Linked DNA regions of Mus musculus: region 2 is linked to region 1. Evidence: chromatin loops called from intact Hi-C (ENCODE). Cell type or tissue: left cerebral cortex. All regions are shown on one strand. Each heading gives the region's core, and the rest is flanking DNA. Links, peaks and the distances in the headings are about the cores only.

Region 1 (5,371 bases), core at 141-5,140:
CTCAGAGATCCACCTGCCTCTGCTTCTCAAGCACCTCCAAAATCTCAGACACAGCCAAGTTTCAGATTGTGGTTTAATTACAATGTTTCTCCTTCTCTTTCCTCCCTCCAAAGCTTCCTGTGTAACCTTCCGCTAATCTCCTTCATGTCCTTCTTTCACACATCTGTATGCATGTGCATATACATGTCAGCAAGCATGTGTATGAGTTCTATGCATATCCACCAGTGAACCTGAGCGTGGGGAGGAGCCTAGGAACCTGAACCCTACACAAAGAACTCCAGGAGACTTAGTAACACTGGGAGTGGGAGAGGGGGTCTCCTGGAAGAGCACACCCCGTAGTTTTCCAGTGCCAAACATCACTGGATGTATTTAGTGCAAAGATGTATGTGCAAGTAACTTTGTTTGGATTCCGCAGTGTGTTTTTGTGAGAGAGAGCATGTGTGACAGATGGGGAGCTTTGAGCTGACAGTCTAAGATTCAAAGAGCTGGACGGTATGGGTCAGTGGTAGAGACCTTGCCTAGAATATGCAAGGCCCTGGGTTTGATCCTTAGCATCCCCCCACCCCCCTCAAATTAAAGAGCAAAAAAAAAAAAAAAAAGCACTAAAATTATAAGGCTTACTGACTGAGAGTTTATCTGTAGGGTATGACAAACTCCATTACCAGGTCTACCTGAGGATGTGTAGAAGTTGCCTGTGTAACTTGGGTAGGGACCAGTTTTCGCTGTGATGTACCAGTGCTTTACTGTCTAAGCAGGTGTTAGTGTAACTCGCCTCTGAACCGTATAAACTGATTCTGGAGTTTTGCACATGTGTAGTTTTATTGTAAATCTTGGCTGTTGTTGGAGAGAGGTCTGAGGGTTTCTCAGAGTAATGGATGACTTCAGCCTTGCTTGTAGAGGTAATGCTAAGCTTTGGTTCTCCAAGAGTTCTCAACTTAAATTTTTTAGGGCCCTCCCTAAGTCAATAAAACATTCTTGCATGAGTCAGCTGCAATAAATGCTTTATTTATTGTTCAGTGAGCAGTAGGCCAAAGCTTGTGACATATCAGACAGCATAAGAGAGGGTAGTAGAGTTCAGTGAGGTAGGATGGCTTAGCAGTTAGAGTAGGTGTTCCACCTTTCCATGCCCTCTGAGAGGAAGGAAGAAAGACCTGACTTCACGCCCTTCCACCTGTACATCCTGCACCCACAGGATGGTGATACATTTAAAAGGTTAAGCAAGAGAACTGATGTGATGAAGGCTTTTTACCACATTCCTGACTGACCTTTTCTTTAATCTATTTTTCCCTACATGTGTTATTTTGGGTAGGTGGTCAGGCTTGGTGGCAGGCCCCTTGACCAGCTGGAACTATAGACAGGCAAGGCACCATCTTCGGGCCTGGCATTGATCCTCAGAAACACATCAGAACCCTAGTAAAACAATCACAGAACTATGAATGAAGCAGGGGCTAGAGAGTTAGCTCAGTGGGTACTTGTTGCTCCTACAGAAGGCTTGGGTTTAGTTCCCAGCTCCACAGTGCTGTGGAATTTGATACTGTCTTCTGCCTCCACAGTCATAAACATACATGTGTTGTGCAGCCAAACTTGCAAGCAAAGTACCATACACATAAAAAATAAAATAACCCGGGCGTGGTGGTCCACACTTTTAATCCCAGCACTTGGGAAGCCAGGCAGGCAGATCTTTTGAGTTTGAGGCCAGCCTGGTCTACAGAGCTAGGGTTACACAGAGAAACCTTGTCTAGAAAAACTAAGAAGAGTGAAAAGAAAGAAACTAAATGAAGGCTCCGAGTGTGTGGGGACAGCCTGTAATCCCAGCACTCACTGGCCGAAGCAGAGGATCAAGAGTTTGATGCTACCCTGGGCTACTGAGCAAGTTCCAGGGCTTCCTGGTCACATAGTAAGACTCTGTTGCCAACAACATGAGAAAGCATTGCCATTGAGAGGTCTGCTAGAGAAGGAGATGTGACTAAGATGTGCACGGAGCAGTGGGTAGTGTCAGGACTGTTTCAGAGTCCTGACTCGGAAGAATGGGATTGTGGAATGAAGATACCATTTCACTTTCTTTTGCCAACACAAAGAAAAACACACAAAATGTGTTTGGTTTCTGGAGACAGTTTCATGTCTCAGGAACCAGACCCCATTCTGCCTTGAGGTTCCTGAGGGGCCTGTGTTGGAGCTGTAGGTGTGTGTCACCACCATGGCTTAGCCTCTCCCTCCCTCGGCATCTGTAAGCTGTGGAAGTTTGTAAGTGGTCCTTTGCTTTCTAACTACATAAATATATCTGATATGTTTGTTTTCTGTGGCTAGCTTATGCTTGCTCTTCACTGGTATGCTGTCATAGGTAAATCTGACTACCAGGAGTTTCTTGATCTTTTAGTCTACAGCCTTGGCTAATTGCCTTGAATACTTAACAAAACATCCCGTTTCTGGCTATATTTCTACAGCTTTCTTCCAGCAGGGCTAAGACTGTTAGAAGAGTTTACCAAGAGACTGTCCCAACAATACAGCCCAGAGGAGAGAAGAAATTTAGGGACCAGGGGATGCCATAGAGAAAGAACAGAGAAAGTAAATATTTATAGACAAGACAGGTCAGGGATTTGTAGGCCAGCTGTAGTCCCTGTCCAGGAACCCTGCTCTTGTTCCTCCTCCCGAGGCGGAGGTTAAGGGAAGGTCGGGTATTATGAAGCAGTTATTTTGAGGTTGGCAGTGTGAACCACTGTGCTGACTTTGTTCCTGTCACCTGGGATCAGAAGCTGGGTTACTGGGTAATCAGACTTAAATGTTGCTGTCCCCTCACAGCTAGGGTTAAAGGTTGTGCTGGACACCCAGTGTCCTGTGAGTGCTGGCACCTGAATTCCTGTACAGTCACAGATGATTGTGTGGACCCAGTGAGGGTCCTCTGGAAAAGGAAAGTCAGGGATTCTTAACTCCTGAGCTAGCTCTAGCTCTAGCTCTATTATCTATTTATTTTTGACACTGGGTTCTGAGCCTGGTGTAAGTTAGGCAGGGACTTGGTCACTGAGTTGTGTCTCCAGCCTCTTTTAAAAATTATCATTTGAGGGCTGGTGAGATGGCTCAGTGGGTAAGAGCACCCGACTGTTCTTCCGAAGGTCCAGAGTTCAAATCCCAGCAACCACATGGTGGCTCACAGCCATCTGTAACAAGATCTGACTCCCTCTTCTGGAGTGTCTGAAGACAACTACAGTGTACTTACATATAATAAATAAATAAATAAATCTTTAAAAAAAAAAAAAAAAAATTATCATTTGAGCATTAGCTGGGATTGGCTTAAACTGAGTTTGTAGCCAAGCAGGCAGGCCTTGGGCTTGTGACCTCATGGCAATGGCCTCCTGAGTGACTGAGATCCCAGGCCCGTGCTACTAGGCCCAGCTTGCTTGACCTCCCTCTCCCACCTCTCTTTTTCCTTAATTTCTTAGACTTAGCCTTGCTGCATAGTTTAAGCTGGCCTTGAACTTGCTACTTAGTCCAGGCTGGGCTTGAGTTCTCATCTGTATTCTCCTGTCCTCAACCTCCCGAGAACTGCAGCACCGGGCAGCATTCATAATCTTAAAGCCCTGGAAGTGACCCTGATGCACAGCTGGAACTGGGAACTGCCAGTCTGAGGTTTAAGAGTGGGCCAGAAACAACATAACAAAAATGAAAACAAAGAAATGGAGAAGACAAATAAAATCATAAAATAAAATTCTTCTAGAAACTTATTTTCCAAAATCTGATGTGGGTCCTCTTGTTCCTTCTGAGAGAGGAGGGCCGTTTCTCCCTGGTTATTCACTAGTGTGTCCTGGCAAGTTGTCTAGAAAACATTTCAAAAATAGCACTGTGAATTTTATCTTTGGGTCCCAGGCAGGACAGTAGGATCAGTCCTCAGCTGCGTGTTGGCTGGGTTTGGAGATAAGAGCCGGTTGGTTTCTCACTTGAGATGTCTCCCTTCAGACTTTGTGGTATTTGGAAGACCAAGAGAGAAGGGAGTTGATTTTTTTTTTTTTTTTTTTTTTTGCCTGAAATCATAAATCCTTATGTGGTCAATTGTTGTAATCTGATTTAGAAATACTCAGTTCACTGTCCATTACAGCGGGTCTTAGGAAACCATTTCCCAGAGAGTGTGGTAATAAAAATGAAGAAACCAGCAGTTGCCCTGAGTGCTGCTTCGTCTTCAGTCTTGTCAGTGTGGAACTCCGCGATCATCCAGATCTACACAAGCCGTGCTGGTGATCAAGCCTAGGCCCTGTGTGTTAGTCAAGCACTGCCACTAAACTACACTTGAGGGTGACATAGCTCTTGAGAGCTACAGTTAAGAGTCATGTTCTGTCAGCTTCAGATAACAAGATTTGGGGAATGTGTTTTCTCTCTTCCTTTCTTTGCTTTTTTCCCCCTTTTTTCTTTTCTTTTTTATCCTGAGGCTGGAGAGAGGGGGCTCTAAAATTAAGTTCCTCTTCCAAAGAATGCAGGTTTAAGTCCTAGCATCTGCATGGCAGCTCACATCTGTCAGGAACTCTGGAGTGTCAGGAGCTCCATCACCCTCTTCTGGCCTCCGTGGGCACTTGGCATTTGTGTGGTGCACAGACATGCTTGGCTTTGAGACTGGTTTTGTTTCCCAGGTGCTGGGTTACGGGTGTGCCACCATGCAGATTGCCACCTGCTACAGTGGCGCTGCGCTATGCTCAACAGTGGCTTGGTGCTGGGTGAAGGTTGGGTGGCCATAGGCCTGTAAGCTGCTCTCCAGCCCCCATTCCAACTCTCAATTCCAGTTACTGTCTGCAGTTAAGGAGTGAACGTGCCTTGGCAGTTTTGTGTGGTAACCTGTTCTCTTCCTGCTGCCATCCTCTGTAGCTTGTTAGCTTGATTCCTTGGCTGCAGCTGGCTAGGTTTGGAGTGGCTGGTGTGGCTTCCATTCTTCCTTGGGGGTGTGATTGCTTTCAAAGTTTGGATTTATGAGCTGGCGAGATGGCTCAGCAGGTAAAGGCTGTTACCACCAAGTCTGACCACCTAAATTGAGTCAGTCCCTGAGACCACATGGTAGAAGGAGAGAACCAACCTCTGCAGGTTGTCCTTTGACCTCCACATACACACTGTGGTGGTGGTAGTGGTGTGTCTCTATCTCTGTCTGTCTCTCTCAGTAGATGTAGTTAAATTGGACTCATGTCTCTTTTGTCTTAGGTCTTTAGCCTGCTGTATGATAAGCTTGTGCTGTATGTAGACACGGTCTCTTTGTAGTTATTTGCTCCAGCAGCAGCTGGGTGTGCTTGCTTGGGCCTGTGCTTTCAAAGGATTGGCTTGGGCTTGAGGCCAGTATGAGCTACGAGGTAGTGAGTTCTCGGCTAGCCTAAACTGTAGAGTGAGAGCCTAATTTAAA
Region 2 (5,371 bases), core at 148-5,147, 61 kb after region 1:
ACCATTGCCAGGTGAAATAAAAATAATTTTTAAAAGTTAATATTTAAAGAAAAAAGTTAATATTTATAAGTAACTGGTGGCAGTCGGTGTAGTTTCCTCTCTTTTCTTGTTTTTAAAGACAGGTGTTTGTATGTGTAGGTGTTTGCATGTGTTTGTATGTGTGCGGGTGTTTGTGTGTGTGTGTGTACAGGTGTGCACACTCAAGTGTGTATAGGTATGCGTGTAGAAGAGAAAGGTCCTCCTATTCCTTGGGCGGTGTGACTCCTCGGGTACCATCTTGTTTTCTGAGGCAGGGTCTCTCGGTGACCTGCAGCTCACTGGTTTGGCTGGCCTCACTGGCCAGTGCGCCTCAGGGATCTACCTGACTCTACCTCCCAGTACTGGGGTTACAAGGATGGATGCACAATACCCAGGTTTGGGGGGTTTGTTTGTTTGTTTGTTTGTTTGTTCGTTTTTGGTTTTATGTGAACCCTGGGGGATCAAGTCAGGTTCCTGTGCTTTTGGGGCAAACCCTTTACCAACTAAGCCATTGCCCGAGACCGGAACACTACTTTTGAAATATAAAGATGGGTCTCAGGAGTTACAGAGACAAAATTTGGAGCTGTGACGAAAGGATGGACCATCATCTAGTGATTGCCATATCAGGGGACCCATCCCATAATCAGCTTCCAAATGCTGACACCATTGCATACACTAGCAAGATTTTGCTGAAAGGACCCTGATATAGCTGTCTCTTGTGAGACTATGCCGGGGCCTAGCAAACACATAGTGGATGCTCACAGTCAGCTATTGGATGGATCACAGGACCCCCAATGGAGGAGCTAGAGAAAGTACCCAAGGAGCTAAAGGGATCTGCAACCCTATAGATGGAACAACAATATGAACTAACCAGTACCCCAGAGCTCTTGACTCTAGCTGCATATGTATCAAAAGATGGCCTAGTCGGCCATCACTGGAAAGAGAGGCCCATTGGACTTGCAAACTTTGTATGCCCCAGTACAGGGGAACACCAGGGCCAAAAAGTGGGAGTGGGTGGGTGGGTATGGGGGACTTTTGGGATAGCATTTGAAATGTAAATGAGGACAATACCTAATTTAAAAAAAAAGATGGGTCTCAGAGTGCATAGACATTTGAAAAGCTGAGAAATTTGAGTCGTTATCCTAACTCCAACCTTTGGATAAGTCCAAAAGAACACAAAGGCTCTTGGGCCTGATCGCAGTCACAGGACCAGGTGCTCACATCAGGCTGCGAATCTGCAGGTGACGAGGCCTGAGGGACCTCCCACTGTCCTTGGGACCTCAGTGGGAACTCCCAACCCTGGATCCACTGCTAGCATATGTGTGAGGGGGAGGAAGAGGCAGAGAGCAGAGCTTCCAGAAGCTCTGGGAAAGCTCTGTTGACTTCCCCGTGGTTTATTTAAAACAATGTTTTTGTTTTTGTTTTGAGATAGGCTCTTAAGTAGCCCAGGTTGGCCTTAAATTCACTCTTGTGGCCCAGGGTGACCTTGGATCTGACATCCCTGCCTTCTCCCCAGTGCTGGGATTATATGAGTATACCACCCTACCTGGTTTAGACTGCCCCTATATTTACAAGAGGCAGGGCAGGGTGCCCTCCTGGGGCCAGAAGGAACAAACAGGACCAAGAAGGGAAAGGGTGGCAAACGACCAGCACCAGGCCAAGCTGCAGGCCCTCCCTTCTCTGATGTTTGGCATTAAGAAGCCCGTGCTATGGGCCCAGCTGGGGAGACAGACATCCCCCACCCCCCACCCCCGCCCCCCGGGGAAGTGTAAACTTTGTGTAGATGCTAGGGATGGGTTTGAGGTCATTGAGGGGAGGGGTAGCGGGGGGGGGGGGGGGGGCGCGGCGGGCGGGGGGCGGGGCGAGCTGGCAGCAGGACCAGGCACCCCTAAAGGCCTTCCAGGCAGCAGCGGCAGGGAGGACTGAGAGTAAGACTGCTCAGAGGAGCCCGGCTGTGTGGAGGAATCTGGACTCGATCCCAAGAGCAGTAGGAAGCCACCGAAGCTGTGGCTGTGAGCGCTATAATCCTACATCACCGGATAACGTTTTCACTTCGTTTTCTGGTTGGAAAAAAGCTGATTGCCATGATGACTTTTTTTTTCTATGTAGGGTTTTTTTTTTTTTTCAGATGTAGAAAATAAGAAAGCAATAGAATATGTGTGTGTGTGCGTGTTTTCTTTCTTCAGATGTAGAAAATAAGAAAGCAATAGAATATGTGTGTGTGTGCGTGTTTTCTTTCTTCAGATGTAGAAAATAAGAAAGCGTTGGAATACGTGTTTATTCTCAGGGTTAAATGTGCCCAACAGATGCAAATTGCCTCGCGTTTTCTGTGTGGTCTATAAATGGCAATTCCCTTATCTTTTCCTCTAAATTCCATTTCATAATTTCTGCTATTTCGGGAGCACGGAAGGCGAGCCATCCTCCCTGCAGACTGAGGATAAATTTCACTAGAAGGACAATGAGTCAATGTGCCTCGTGATTTGATGGGTTCGGGGCATCAAAAAGGGGGTTCTTTGGGGCCGGAGAGATGGTTCAGCGGTTAAGAGCACTGTCTGCTCTTCCAGACCATCCTGAGCTCAATTCCCAGCAGCCACATGGTGGCTCACAACCATCTGTAATGGGATCTGGCGCCCTCTACTGGTGTGTCAGCAGCAGAATGCTAATATATGTTAAATAAATCTTAATAATAATAATAATAAAAAGGTTGTTGTTTTACTAACTTATTATACAAATAGCAAGCTCCTCCTGACCAGGAAACATACCTTTTGCTTTATAGATGTGAAATTTGCATTCAACTTTTCAAAATATTATTTTTAAATTGCGTGCATGGACAGTGTGCATGCATGTGAGTACAGGTGCTGACACCTCTGGAGCTGGTGGTATAGGGTATCGTGAGCCATCCAACATAGGTGCCGGGACATGAACTTGGATCTTCTGCAAGCTTCCTCACGATGAGCCATCTCTCTAGCCCCAACATTTTTTGGTTCTAACCTTTTGAAACAGAGGCTCTCACTATGTTGCCCAACCAGTTCTCAAACCTGCTTGCTCCGGCCCAAGGATTTATTATTATATGTAAGTACACTGTCGCTGTCTTCAGACACACCAGAAGAGGGCATCAGATCCCATTACTGATGATTGTGAGCCACCATGTGGCTGCTGGGATTTGAACTCAGGACCTTCGGAAGAGCAGTCAGTGCTCTTAACCGCTGAGCCATCTCTCCAGCCCCCAAATTCACCTTTTTTGAAAGTACATTTATTTCATAAAAATAAAACCCCAGTCCTACTCAGCTCATGTCTGTTGTTCCTCGCAAAACTCGCTGGCCACACGGACTCAGGATTATTTGCTGGATTGATTTACATAGTGGAATATATTTTCTGTTAATTCTCGACTCCAGGGCATCAGTTCTGGAGTTTTCTCTTTATAGTTGTGCTAACATGAATTCTGATGGCACGGAAAAGCTTGTTCTCAGAATTATATTTAGCTCATACAAACTCCACTGCACAATTATGTTGTAAAGAGGATTTAGACTTTCTCCTTACGTTGTTATCATTGCTTTGGGAAAAGGTAAATGCAGAGACTGGCAACGGGAAGCCGTAGCCTGCCGTATTGTTGGTTCTGTTTGTTTAGCGCGGTGCAGGGTCTAGCACATACTGATGTGACCTGGTGGGTGTGTCACGCAGGGTCTATTGAAGACACAGATGGCATGCTCAAATTAGACTATCAGAGGAGGATTTAATAAAGGGACGATTTACAAGGTTTTGGGAGGGCACAAGGAAACCGTATGATTGATACAATGTTCAAGGAGGTAGAAAGAGCCTGCCACCGCTCGAAGATGTGACAGCGGAGGAGGAAGTTACAGAACCCAGAAAGGGAGGATTCTGGGAGCCAGGCTCTTTTCTTTCTTTCTTTCTTTCTTTCTTTCTTTCTTTCTTTCTTTCTTTCTTTCTTTCTTTCTTTCTTTCTTTCTTTCTTCCTTCCTTCCTTCCTTCCTTCCTTTCTTTCTTTCTTTCTTTCTTTCTTTCTTTCTTTCTTTCTTTCTTTCTTTCTTTCTTTCTTTCTTTCGAGACAGGGTTTCTCTGTGTAGCCCTGGCTGTCCTGGTACTCACTCTGTACACCAGGCTAGCCTCGAACTCAGAAATCTGCCTGCCTCTGCCTCCCGAGTGGCCAGGCTCCTTTGAAGAGGGGGCAACCTTCTATCCAAAGACTCTGCCAACCCGAGGCAGGGAAGGAGCTGGGGATACTGAACCACTACCTTTATCCTCTGCTCTGTCTTCTGCTGCTCCCAAGAGCCGGAGGGCGAGGGAGGGCAAGGGAGCAAAACCGAGGACAGAATAGTATGAAGAAGAATAGGAAAGTGAGAGGGTACCAAGATGTCGCCATAGGTGATAGCTATTGCTGACCAGAGTTTGGTTGCTGGTGCCCTGACACATGGTAGAAGGGAAGGACCAACTAACACACACTAACACACACACACACACACACACACACACACACACACACAGAGAGAGAGAGAGAGAGAGAGAGAGAGATCCCCTAGCCTCTAAAGCACTTTCTAGAGTTCAGAATAGAAATAGTAAGATGACCCCCACTGGTTCTGAGATCAGATGTTACTTCCCTAAAAGCAAGCGAGAGAGGTCAGACAGAGCAGGCAGGTTCTGAAGCTGGGGTTGGGGGTGCCAATTATGTTCCATTCTATGGCTGTGCCCTTTGGGTACCGGCGGAATGGTCATTTCTCAAGCAGAGAAGCCAGAAAGGTTTGCCAGCACAATTTTGGAAATAGACTCGTTTTTATGAATGGAGTGAATTATGGTTTTGCATGGATTTATTTCGCGGCGGGTGGGTATGTGCCCTTATGGAGGTCAGAGGACTGTTAGCTGAAGTTGGTTCTTTTCTTCTACCACGTGGCTCACCGCGTTGCGGCCCAGGAGCTGCTGTTACCATCTGAGCTGACTCTGTGAGTCCTGGGCTCCTTTTTTCTGAGCCTGTGAAATCACTCCCCTTCCTTGATGAATCCTCCAGGAAGAGGAGGGGACTGGTCTCCTTTGGGGCCATGACTTTGACAAACAAATCAATTCGTTCCCATTTGTCTCCCTTTTGAAAACAAGCAATCCTCCCGCGTTACATAATCGAATCTTCATGGCTCGCTGGTCTGTTCTGTGTCCTCTTGAGGAATCGGCAGATGGTGCTAAGGCAGAGACCCGCGCGCGCACGCCTCGCCAGCCTCCCGACAGAGCCGCTCACAGTGTCGTCTGCCTCAGCTGTGGGGTCCCTCGCTGCCCTTTGTTTCCTCTGGATCAGTTTGCACTTTCTCATTCCTTTAGGCGCCGCTGGCTTCTTGCCTCCAGCGACCAT

What was found. A loop is a pair of places that touch in the nucleus more often than their neighbours do. Peaks named below come from ENCODE experiments on the same cell type or tissue, not always from the same donor. Only the 100,000 strongest peaks of a DNase experiment are listed, where the experiment ranks them.
Region 2: a loop joins it to region 1, with 6 times the contacts of the local background. A loop is called at or near these places in 1 of 42 quality-filtered maps.

Annotation. Positions count from the first base shown.
Region 1 is chr5:115,265,824-115,271,194 of GRCm38, reverse strand. The region is part of intron 1 of Rnf10 (ring finger protein 10); the gene reads left to right. Among named protein-coding and RNA genes, the nearest start is that of Rnf10, 4.4 kb to the left of the region's middle. In left cerebral cortex, for the core only: no CTCF peak of the experiment used is centred there; no DNase peak of the experiment used is centred there; H3K4me3 peaks cover 1,181 bases.
Region 2 is chr5:115,204,709-115,210,079 of GRCm38, reverse strand. It overlaps Gm35515 (a long non-coding RNA gene), which reads right to left. Exons shown (of 3, transcript XR_387599.4): 3 at 4,824-5,371. Among named protein-coding and RNA genes, the nearest start is that of Cabp1, 13 kb to the right of the region's middle. In left cerebral cortex, for the core only: a CTCF peak has its summit at 2,636 (motif pointing left); DNase peaks (open chromatin) are centred at 2,007, 2,402 and 3,558; H3K4me3 peaks cover 124 bases; H3K27ac peaks cover 3,256 bases.